2 separate regions of the Mus musculus genome follow, and region 1 is linked to region 2. A link is a contact called in ENCODE POLR2A ChIA-PET data. All regions are on one chromosome and are shown on one strand. The core of a region is the stretch at or near the end of the contact, and the rest is flanking DNA. Distances in the headings are between cores, read along the strand shown.

Region 1 (5,838 bases), core at 1,619-4,118, 68 kb after region 2:
ACTGCAGCTCTAGGGGCTCCAACGTCCTCTTTAGCCTCCGAGAGCATCACACATACATTGTGCGCACAGTGACATGCAGGCAAAAAACACACCGGTACACATAAAACAAAGTAACTATTTCTAAAAACAACTACAAATCTAAAATGAAACAAAAGGAAGAAGAGTGGGAAGAGGAGGAAAGAAAAGAAGAAAAAGCAAAAAGGGGACGCACTAATGTTGCCTTGCAAGTGTGATTTATGCAAAATAGATGAGATTTATGCAAAGAGATGATCCTAGAGAACTGCCAACTTGCAGAAAGCGAGTAATGTCATGGCTCAATACCAACAGCATAGTGAATGAATTTACACTGTGCATTTTAAGTAAAACTAACATATTTAGTCTACATATATATCTTTTTTTTTTTTTTAGACAAGCCCTCACTAGCTGGCCTTGAACTCACTGTACAGACAGACCATGCTAATCTTGAAATCATGGAGACCTGACTATCTCTGTCTCCAATGTGCTGGTAAATGTATTTTGATCAGTCTAACAGTCTATAATCCAAGCATTTGGGATGCTGAGGCAGGAACATTGTTGTGATTTCCAGGGCAGTCTGGGAAGTAAGACTCTGGAGGGAAAAGGTTAAAAAGTAAATAAAATGCCCACCCAAAAGTCCTACAGCAAACACTAAAAACAGCCTTGGTTGCACCTAGGTGCTAGATTTGTAATGGTCAAAACCTAGCAAGGAGCTGTCTTACCAGATCTGTGAGTGTGTGTACCTCCAGAGTCAAACTGGTTCCTTAGGACGAATCCTGGCTCTGCCCCCATCTGCTTCTGGAGAGCAAGCCTCTTAAAAGGCTCTCTGTGCCTATCCCCTTCCTTGGCTGTTACACTCGGGCTTTGTCAGGTTCTGCATATCAAGTGACCGTCTGACCCCTTAGAGTGTGGTATCAATGTGTCACTTCTTAATGTTGTCATTATTATACATGTTTATTTTAAATTTTATTTATTAGTGTTTGTTGTGTGTGTGCGTGCATTTGTGTGTGAGTGTGTGTGTGTGTGCATGTGTGTGTGTGTGTGTGTGTGTGCATGTGTGAGTGTGTGTATGTGTGTGTGTACATGGGCAACTGTGGAGGCCAGAAAAGGGAATTGGATCCCCTAGAACTGGAGTTACAGGCAGTTGTGGGCAGCCCTATGATGTAGGTGCTGGGAACTGAACTGGGGTGCTCTAAACCACTGAGGCCCCTGTCCCACTCCCATGCTACCATCAGTTAATTGACCATTAACAGTTGCATCAGACATCTGAGGGGCTCTGATCTCCCAAACTTAAAATAACTCATTCTTTCTTTTTCTTCTTTTGCTGCTAAGGATTGAACTCAGAGCCTCTGCATGTTGGGCTGAAGTTCTACCTTGGAGCTCTGCTCAGCCTCAAGCAGGACTTTTTCGGTCCTCTCTTTCCCCCATTGATGGTCCAGCTGGTTGGCTGCACACACGCACACACACACACACGCACACACACACACACACACACACACACATATGGTGGTACCTTCACTATGTGCCACTCTAAAAGTATAGATACCACGTGCTGATGAACTAAGAGGGCAGATGAGCCCAGCTCCGGACTAGCTCTGCACAGTCCCCACAAGGCTAGAGATAGAAACACATGTTTGAGGAATTTGCACCAAGGAAAAGAATGACTGCCGCTTCAGAACTCCAAAAAAAAAGTTTATTTATAAAATACTGACAGTTTGACAGGACATAGGACTTCTGGCGGTATATATTTCAAATCAATTTCTTTCTTACCTTTCATTTAAAAAATAAACTTGCTAACAAGCTATATGACATATAGATATATTTATTTTTCTTACAGATAGACACCTGCCATAATGAATACTCTCCCTATAATTTTTCATTATAGCTTTTAAATCAAAAAAATAAAGATTTGTACCGAGTTTTGTTTTGGGAGTCTATATGGGTGGAGGAAGGAACACACTTAAATGCTTTGGATTTGTCTTTTTATGGAAACAGAAAGGTGGGGGTTGTCCCAAGGGGGTGGGGCACCTGTGCTCGAGGTGTTGGTTAGGGTGGGTGTCCCTGTATGGGACCACAGAGGCACTCAGGAGCTGGTGGTGGCTGTCTGTGGGTCCCCTCTTTCCCCCAGTGATGGTCCAGCTGGCTGGCTGCACGAATATGGTGGCACCTTCACTGTGTGCCTCTCGAGAAGGCGAGGGGAACCCCTGCCTGGGGCAGTCTAATGTGAGGTTCTGGCACCTTTAGAAATGCTGTCCAGGGCGGTCATGGACAGCAATGACAGAAGGCCTCTAAAAGCAAGGGCTGGCAAGGCAGCCTAGCTGTGTCCTTGTTCCCTCTGATTCACGGGCAGTGTCAGGTTTGTGGTGGAGAGGGGAAAGGAGAGGCAACAGCGCGGGGGTTGTAAACTCCCTGTTGCTCTCCGGAGGAAGATGCTCCTGGAACCCAGAGCAGCTATTTGGTTAGTCTTGGCAATCTGGGAGCAGAGCCTGCAAGAATGCAGGAGGCAGGCGCTGCCAGGAGAGGAGAGAGCCGTCCCAGCGTGCTAAGTGTGGGCTCCTGAATACAGGGCAGATTTCCTCAGGGCACAGAGAGGCAACAGCAAGAGGGCTAGGCGTGTCCTTCTGTGACCTTGTTCCCCATAGTCACAAGACAACAGCCCTGGCCTCACAGGCTCAGGAAAATGAAAGCTTCCCCTTACCCAGGGTCGGTGCCCGCCTGCCATACCCTTAGAATATGGTGGGGTGTCTAGGTGGAGTTCTTGGGATGCTCCAGTGCCCAGCAGAAATGTAAACATAGGCCAAAAGATCTCATTGAACAACCTAGAGTTCCGCAGCTGGACACCTACTGGGTGTCCAGCTGTGGCTGTGGCTGTGTAGCTAATAATTCCCCCCCACACCCCTGGCAGGCAGTGCCTAAACAGAGGCTCTCACCCTAGGCTCATCTCCGAGTTGTAGCTTGTAATGTGCTCAGCTGCTTGGGTAATAGGTCTCACCAAATACCCCAAGTGCAAGTGACCCAGGCTGTCCGTGCCTCCTGAGGATGAGAGACAGCCAAGGGGCCGTCAGAGGGCATTGCCAAGAGCCCCTATGTTAGCACACATAGATGTATGCTCTGTGCATATCTTTATATGCTTATATGCAAGCCCAAGTGGGTCTGTGCCCAAGGATGCCAGCACGGGTTCCAATGAACACATGGAGGACCTCAGTGCACAAGGTGATTTGTTAAAGGCAAAGGAAAATTGGCCTCCTGTGCAACACCACACACACACACACACACACACACACACACACACAAATGATTTTTTTAAAAACACATTCCCACTTCCTCTTTAAAGCTCCCTCACTGGGCTGGGCTGGGCTGGGCTGGGCTGGGCTGGGCTGGGCTGGGCTGGGCTGATAATTCCCTAATGTAAACTCACAACATCCTTAAATGGTTAAAGCCTCCGAAGACAGAGGAAAAAAGAAAAAAAAAAAGATGGGAGTTGTTTTAAAAAGACACAAGGGACAGACGGACAGTGAGCGTGGCAGTGTGAACTCAGGCAGCCCCTGCCTCTGCGGATGTGCGGCTTTGGCGATGTCAGATGCTGCGGGGGCTGGGGTCCAGCTGACTGACAAAGGTCAAGGTAGCCCTGGGAAACCTGTGTCCCTGGAGGGGCAAGGTCTCTGCCAATTTGTAGTCCTTTGGGGACAAGGCTGTGCTTCCTGGCTTAAGAGCCTTCGCATCTGCCTAAGAGAAGTCACTGTGAAAAGCAAACTGTTCACTCCCAGCAGATGGGTCACCTGCCTGCTGAGCTGGCTTCCCACATCTCTCTTACAATATCCCAGGGGTCAGGTGTGTAGGGAGGAGAGACCACATTAATACTCAAGTATGTTTTTTTTTTTTTTCTGAGACAGGATTTCTCTGTATAGCTCTGGCTGTCCTGGAACTCACTTTGTAGACTAGGCTGGCCTCAAACTCAGAAATCCACCTGCCTCTGCCTCCCAATTGCTGGGATTAAAGGTGTGCGCCACCATGCCCGGCTCAAGTATGTTCTTAACTCGGGCTTTGACCCTGGCTTCTCTGCACAGTGAGAATTAGCAGGGACTAGAGACTGCTGAGAATGGCTTCAGGTTCTCCACTAGGGCCTCTCAACAAGGCCAACAGTAACTGCTCTGCCGACTCCCAGCAACTCTGACCCTTTATTGAATTGGACATGCCCCAGTGAAGCCTATGAAGGAGGCAGCCAAGCATTTCCAGCAGTAGGGCGAGCTTTAGGCTGATTACTGTCCCCAAGGGCCTAAGTCAACCCAGGACATCAGAAAACCACCTCCCCAAATCCTGGAGTTGGAAGGCCTGGAAGGCCAAAGCTGATGAGAAGCTCAGGTCCCCCATGGTTATTTACAGAACTTTCCTGGGAGGAACAGCTTTCCTTCCATCAGCTATTCTTGTCCCTTGATGCTATCTGACCCGCCTCTCCTGGCTGGGCTGACCACGCATCTCAATTGCTGTGTGCAGTTTGGACAAGGCTTCCCAGCTGGCCCTTCTTTGGTCCTTCCCAGCCCTGCCTTCACTGAACCCCGCCTGGGAGCTGTTAGGGGGAGTTGAAGTGACCTTTTGTGGGGAAGTGGACCGTGAAAGGTAGCGTGGTCCTCGGTTGAACTAAGGCTAGAAGCCCCAGAGACCGGCTGCCCCACTCCTCAGACTGCACTTCTTCTCCCCCTCCCCGCTAGGGGTGTCCCGGGACTTCCCTGCATCCCAGCACCCGCCCTGCGATGATGGCGTGGGATGAGTGCAGTCTCCCTGCGTTCTGCTTCCCCAAGCGGTCATGCCCTGTGGTAGAGCAGACACGGGACCCACAACCTTATGACCTTTGATTCTTTATAAAGCCTCAGGACCAGGGACTGGACCGCCCCTCTGGGCCCCTGTATGTTGTGGTAGAGACAGAGGGCGGGGCTACACAGGTCTTAAAGTGAGAAAGTTGTTGGGCAAGAAGAGTTCCAGGATATCCTCTTAAGAGGAGCCCCTGGACCCCTTTTCCTCCGAGTTCATGGGGCAGCTGCATGGGCTAGCAGGAAGGTGTACATTCATAGGAAAGTGATAATCTGAACATACATACAACCTTCCTCCTGCGAGGCTGGGTGCGCTGAGTTTCCTATCCTAGGCACCGCCCCCAACCCTTTGTTTCCTTTCTCTTAGTGTTGGGCTGGTGGGTCAGAAGGAACAGTCAAGGCTTTATTCTTGCGTCTCTGACTTCCTGCAGGACATCTCCCTGAAGCATCCCTTAGCGTGGAGCCAGCACCTTGGGTCTCCACTCCCCAGATGTTACCTTTCCTTATCAGCATTCTGGGAGGTGAATCTAAGCAACAGGAGGCTCAGTTATGTGGCTGTGGAGGGATTCTTTCTCTCCCAACCCTTAGGCCCTCTTCTTTGAACTTATAATTAAAAAAAAAAAAATTGTTTTGTAGGAACAAGGAAGTTGCTAAGTGGATTGATTCTTACCATTTGATTTTTCTTTTTTCTTCCAAAATAAGCCAAATGCTTGGTGAAGAAGTTGTACGAGGGCCATGAGCCCTTGGGGGATGCCGAGGCAGGGAAGGGGGGTGACAAGGCCACGAAGAGCCAGAGACAGCAGGCAGGCTTCGCCTCTGAGCGCACCCATCCTTTTTGCAGAGGGGCAAAGATCGCAAGCCCAGAGATCTAGCACAAGTGTGAGGGGTGAAGCCATCTGCATCTCTAGAAGCTTTCAGATCCCTCAGCCCCACCTGCCTTATGGCTCACTCTCTCCAGGGCCCCAAGCCCCTCTGTCCTCGGCAGAAGTGAGACTATCTGGTCTCCAGCCCTCCA
Region 2 (5,966 bases), core at 329-2,828:
ACACTGCCACTGGAAGGGAGGGCTATGTCTAAGCAAGGCTTGTTTCCATGCGTGACAAGGACATCCTCTTTGAATGCCCCCTGGCCTGCCTGCATGACTCTGTCTGTCTGTCTGTCTCTCTGTCTCACACACACACACACACACACACACACACTCCTGGCTGGCCATTCCTTGGGCTCTGGCTTTCCTCAGTAGCAGCTTTCTCTTTGAGCTGTGGCTCACTCACTCTGTAATGGACCTCGAAGGTTCTGGTTTCCCGGGGCCTGGATGGCCAGTGAGCTCCTCTTCTTCTCATGCAATCATCCCGAAAGGGCTCCAGGTCCTCTCTGCCCCACCCCCAGCCTCCTGACTTATAGGAACCGAATATTAAGGCTCTCCACGGCAGGCCCCTTAAGACTCTCTTCACCTGAGTCCATAGCCGGGCTTCAGGGTGAATTAGAAACACTACTGTTAGGGGTTAGGTATGTAGACCACTGTATGTTGCTATTGGAGGAACCTCAAAGTGACCTCCAATCCAGAAAAGAAGACCAGTAGCCAGGGTGGGGTTCAAATCAGAGACTTCTGTCATAAACTAGCTAAGGTATGTCGTCGCACAGGTGAGCAGCCTTGAGCAGATAATAATATGACCGTAGTTAGGAATTGAGAGTGTGAGCCTTGTGTGGTGACCCTCAGCATAATAAAACACAACTTCTGTGGTACCAACTACACATGGCTGGCTACCTTCTTGCTCATGACAGAGGCTGGATCCTATCTAGTCCAGGAGCCAAGCTCACACTACGTCCTAGTCCCCAGCTGAACCCAGCATGGTCCCCACAGCCGTTCCTGTCCCGGCCCAGCCCAGGCCTGACTCACTCACCTTTCACACAGAGCCCTTTAGCGAAGAAGTTGCACACAGCTGAACTGGACTCTGGAGGAGAAAGAAACCGGAGGAGAAGGTGGCGTTCCCAGAGCTGGAGCCTTGCGGCAAGTCCCACCTAAGCCTCCGGGCTTGGAGCTGCGTGGGCCCCGACTACTCTCTCTGGCTGGGCTTTGGAGTTTTGTTGTTTACCTGTTCCTTTGCCCGTCTGTTTATGCAACTGTCTCGCCCTGTAGTTCAGGTTGGACAGAACCGCCACAATCCTCCCGCCTGCCTCTCAGCCCCTTGGCGGCCCCAGTCCACCATCAAAACCAGTTCTCATTTGTCTCCGTCTGTGGAGGCTGAGTCAACGGGGTACCCTCTTCCGAAACCCTTCCCCCACCGCCCAGAACCAGTCTCTAAATTCCACTTAAACTCAGCCCACCTCTGAGGCAGGAGGTGGAAGGTTTCGGGGGCACCCAGGGAGCTCTGGCAGCTCGGAAGTCTGCCTTTCTATCCCGGGCAGTGAATACCCAGAAGCTGTGTGGGAGAGACGCACAGCACCTCCAGGACCTGAGCAGGGGACACAGGCATCGCCACTCACTGTCCATGCCCTGGAAAGGCAGTAGCCCAGTGCCCTTCTGCGATTCCACATCCAGCTCAAAGGCGAACGTGAACCCTTGCAGCCCGGCAATGACCTCCTCCATCTTCCGTCTCCCGCCGGAAAAGCAGAAAGAGCCAAGATGCCAGAACCCCCGCAGGTGGCTCCTATATAGCCCATCCGCACCTAATCCTAATTAACGGGGCCAGGCCCTATCTGATGCTGGCCCCTCTTTCTCACCCTCTCAGGTCACCTCTTCCTTCAAGGGGCCAGGTGACTGCACGTGACTTTCTGGCTGAGTGTACCCCCAGAGGCTCCTCGGCTGCCTCAGCCCTCCCACCCACCCATGCAGGTGCAGGCCTTCCAGGGCCCCACACCCCCACACTGTTCACACAACCCCCATCCTCAGCTGGGGAAGGGATTGGCAAAGACTCACACCTGCTTATCTCTGCCGATCACAGAACAGAGCCGTTGCCAAACCAGTGTCCCATTGTATGTGTGGGGATATAACTACCCATTGATGCGAACCTACTGCATACAGCGATGCCCAGGTGTTGGGTGGAGTGGGATGGGGGTAGTCAGAGGGTGTGTGGGACAGAGGAAAGGTTCCTCCACTAGGTCCCAGCCACTCTCCCTCCCACCAGGCCCTCTGAGCCTCTTTTCTAGACGGAATGACAAACCCCAAGCGTGCTCTTCCTGGAAGGGGGGTGGGGGGGGACAAAAGGAATGCAGGCCAGAAGCATCGGAAACAGTTCCATGAAGGGCCCTTTGTTTACCCCGCAGGCAATCACAATGGTAAGCTCCGAAGGAGGTGGAACCGACCCAAGGCTGGGGGTGACCTCCCAGCGAGGAATCCACTGGGCCACCCCAGAGCCTCCCTTACCCGGAGAAAATGCTTTGTAAATGAAATATCCATGCAAATGTTGTTTTATTATTATTAGGCCAACCCTGCCCTGAAGGGCTGAGGACCTCAGAATCGGCTTTCTTAGGAGCATTTTTAAAGCTCTAATTAAACCAGGCTATTTCCTTCCCCCTCCTGGGTCCTGAAGTGGCCTGGCCTCTCCAGGAGCCACTGTTACCAGGACATGTGGGCTTTTTAGGCCCTAGGAACTAGAACTAGAGACATCTCCTCCCCGGGACCCAGCGGGGAGAGGTAAGCTTGGCGCTGCAGGCCTGTGGCTGAGCCGACAGGATCCAGCCTGCCAGCTTTGTTTCCTGCGGCTGTTATGCCTAGATCTGTTGTTCTTTTGAACTCCAGATCTGAAAAGACAGCAGCTGGAGAGATAGATCCGCGCTGGGAATGGCCTTGGAGCTGGGTGGGGCTGGAGTAAGAGTAGCCTGGGATCACCCTGTACCCGGGACTGTAGGCAGAATGGCTGTCTAGGGCTGGAGATCAAGGGTCCCTGGGGAAGAGGCTCTTGCATCTCTTGACCCTATCCTTAGGTATTGATTAGGTCCTTGGTCTGTCACCTTGGGATTATTTGAGAGTCCCATGGGTCTGCTAGAGAAGGCAGAGGGGGCAACCAAGGTGCGGAAAGCTCAAGGGCACACTGCAGAGCCACGTCCTGGAGGTCACTGCCATGGGTGGGGGCTTGGGGGGCTGGAGGGACACTCAGGCTATGGGGCAGAAACAACACTGGACAGAATACGGGTTGGATGGAGGGATGAGGGCAAGGAAAGGTGGCAGAGAGTATGTTAGGAGAAAAATCTGGTGATGATGGGGGGGGGGGGGGCTTTGTCCAGAAGAGGGGCCTGACCAAGACTCAAGCAAAAACAAGCATTCAGAGAAGAAAGGGTGCAGTGGGCAGTAGGCTGGGAGGTGGAGGAGGGGAGGAGTCCTAGGCCACTTCAGAGGTTTGGATTGTTTTGTTTTGTTGTTTTGTTTTTGAGACAAGGCCTTTCTCTACTTAGCCCTGACCAACCCCAACTCACTAGGTAAATTGGCCTGTCTCCGCTGGGCTAAAAGGCATGAGCTGGGCTGGAGAGATGACTCAAGAGGTTAAGAGCACTGGCTGCTCTTCCAAGAGGTCCTGAGTTCAATTCCCAGCAACCACATGGTGGCTCACAACCATCTGCAGTGGGGTCTGATGCCCTCTTCTGGTGTGTCTGAAGAAAGAAATGGAGTACTCAAATACATAAAATGAATAAATAAATCATTACCCCCCCCCAAAAAAAGTATGAGCTACCAGGCCTGGTGTGTGTGTGTGTGTGTGTGTGTGTGTGTGTGTGTGTAAGGGGTGTGTGCTAATCATAAGGGTGATCACCCTGCAAGTCTTCCCTGGAGGATGGGCTGAGAGGAGGCAATGGATATGATATGCAAATAGTAGTCAGACTGTGATGGCTCACACCTTAATCCCAGCACTCATTTGGGAGACAGAGGCAGGTGGATCTCTGAGTTTGTTCGAGGCCAGCCTGGTCTACAGCAGAGCAAGTTCCAGAACAGCCAGAGCTAAACGGAGGAACCCTAAAACCAGTCAGAGCCCTGGGGACGTGGTCTGAGGTCCTTTCAGAAACAACCCTGGTACAGAACAGCTCGCGCTCCCGCCCCTTGGCTCCTCGTGGTTAGTGTGGCATATGAAAGCTAAACTGCCCCCTACTCAGTCCAGTGCCCTTACGGTGGGTTTGGCCTTATTTGGAATTAAAGACTTTCCAGATGTCAGTAAGTCAGGAGTTCCAAGATATGATCGCCCTGGAATTAGGACCATTAGTGGATGTCCTTGTGAGTGGAGAAGAGGACCCAGGCATGGTGGTACACACCTGGGTTGAGAGCATCCTGGCTGCAAGAAAGTCCGTCTTAAAATGCAAAAGGTGGAAAGAGATTCGAGACACAGAGATCCTGTAGAGAAGGCCACTGGAAGCCAAGAGGTAGAGAGAGGGTGGAGCCATCCAGCTAACTGCAGCAAGAAGACCTGACATCTTTGGCCTTAAGAACTTTAGAAATTAGGGAGCTGAGGCAGGAGGATTGCCATGATTGTGTGGCTAATCAAGTGTGGTGATTTGAATGAGGATGGCCTCCACATGCACATACAGTTGGATATCTGAGCTCCTTCCATAGTTTGCTGGAACTGTTTGAGAAGATAAGGTATGACCTTGCTGGAGGAGTTGTGTCATTGGGCTTTGAGGTTTCAAAAGCCTGTACCATTTCCTTTGCCAGTCAGCAGCTAGTGTGCTCTATTCTCTCTCTCTCTCTCTCTCACATACACACAAACACACACACACCAGATATAAACTCTCAGCTACTCCATCACTACCATGCTCCCCGTCATGAACTCTAGCCCTCTGGAACTGTGAACCCCCAAATGAAATGCTTTCTTTTATAAGTTGCCTTTGTCATGGTATCTATTCACGGCAATAGAAAAGTTACTAAGATCTAGGTTACATAGTGAGTTACAGGCCAACTTTGACTATAGCATGAGACACTGTCCTAAAAAAAAAAAACCAAATAAGACTGGGGGCTAGAGAGATGGCTCAGAGGTTAAGAGCACTGGTTGTTCTTCCAGAGGTCCTGAGTTCAATTCCCACATGGTGGCTCACAACCATCAATAATGGAATCCAACATCCTCTTCTGGTGAGTCTTAAGACAATGACAGTGTACTTACATACAATGTAAGTCATTACATACTATGTAAGTACACTGTATCTACATTAAACAAATAAATAAATCTTAAAAAAAAAAAAAAAACAGGGCTGGGTGCTGGGTTTAATCCCCAATATCACGTGAACTGCGTGTGGTGCCCATGCTTGTAAGAGTACAAGTAGCATAGTAAGAGTAAAAGTAGGGCCGGGCGTGGTGGTGCACACCTTTAATCTCAGCACTCAGGAGGCAGAGGCAGGCGGATTTCTGAGTTCGAGGCCAGCCTGGTCTACAGAGTGAGTTCCAGGACAGCCACGGCTACACAGAGAAACCCTGTCTCGAAAAAACAAACAAACAAACAAACAAAAAGCAGTAAAAGTTCAGAAGTTCAAGATCATTTTTGGCTATACAGACACTTTGAATCCCAGGCCAGCCTGGGGTACCTGAGACCCAAGTCATGAGGCACCACTGGGGACTCAGGTTGGCATCCTCCAGTTTTATTCTCTCTTACTGATGACAAATGTCCCCATGTGACCAAGGGAAACCTTTTCTTGTCCCCTAGTTTAGACTACAACATGACTCCCAGGGAATATCAGCACCCCATTGTACAAAGATAGAGAGCAGGGGATACACATACAAAGATGAAGAGAGGCAAGCAGGATGGGCTGGAGAGATGGCTCAGCCAACTGCTCTTGGTCCTGAGTTCAAATCCCAGCAACCACATGGTGGCTCACAACCATCTCTAATGGGTATCCGATGCCGTCTTCTGCTGTGTCTGAAGACAGTGTACCCACATATATGAAATAAATATGGCTGGAGAAAGTGGGGGGGGCAAAAAAGAGAGGAGGAATATGTTTTGTGGATGTGTGGTGAGGTGTGGGGGAAGGGGCTGCCTCGGTGGCCCCATGCTGAGGCATCCCTTCCCCCTGAGAGACCAGACACTATTCTAAAGTATA

The links. ChIA-PET counts read pairs that join two places held with the same protein, here RNA polymerase II (POLR2A).
Region 1: POLR2A ChIA-PET joins it to region 2 with 16 read pairs in Patski. The contact joins the enhancer-like site here to the promoter of Cpsf4l in region 2. POLR2A ChIA-PET finds 5 or more read pairs at or near these places in 4 of 5 experiments (Patski and embryonic stem cell).

Annotation. Positions count from the first base shown.
Region 1 is chr11:113,774,688-113,780,525 of GRCm38, forward strand. It overlaps Sdk2 (sidekick cell adhesion molecule 2), which reads right to left. Exons shown (of 45, transcript NM_172800.3): 45 at 5,485-5,838. Among named protein-coding and RNA genes, the nearest start is that of Gm39468, 8.6 kb to the right of the region's middle. Within about 2 kb of position 2,869, at least 1 of the 3 ENCODE cell types and tissues checked has a DNase peak (open chromatin) inside an H3K27ac peak, as active enhancers do.
Region 2 is chr11:113,707,948-113,713,913 of GRCm38, forward strand. It overlaps Cpsf4l (cleavage and polyadenylation specific factor 4-like), which reads right to left and starts at 1,579. Exons shown (of 8, transcript NM_026682.2): 1 at 1,440-1,579; 2 at 857-907. The coding sequence starts at 1,542.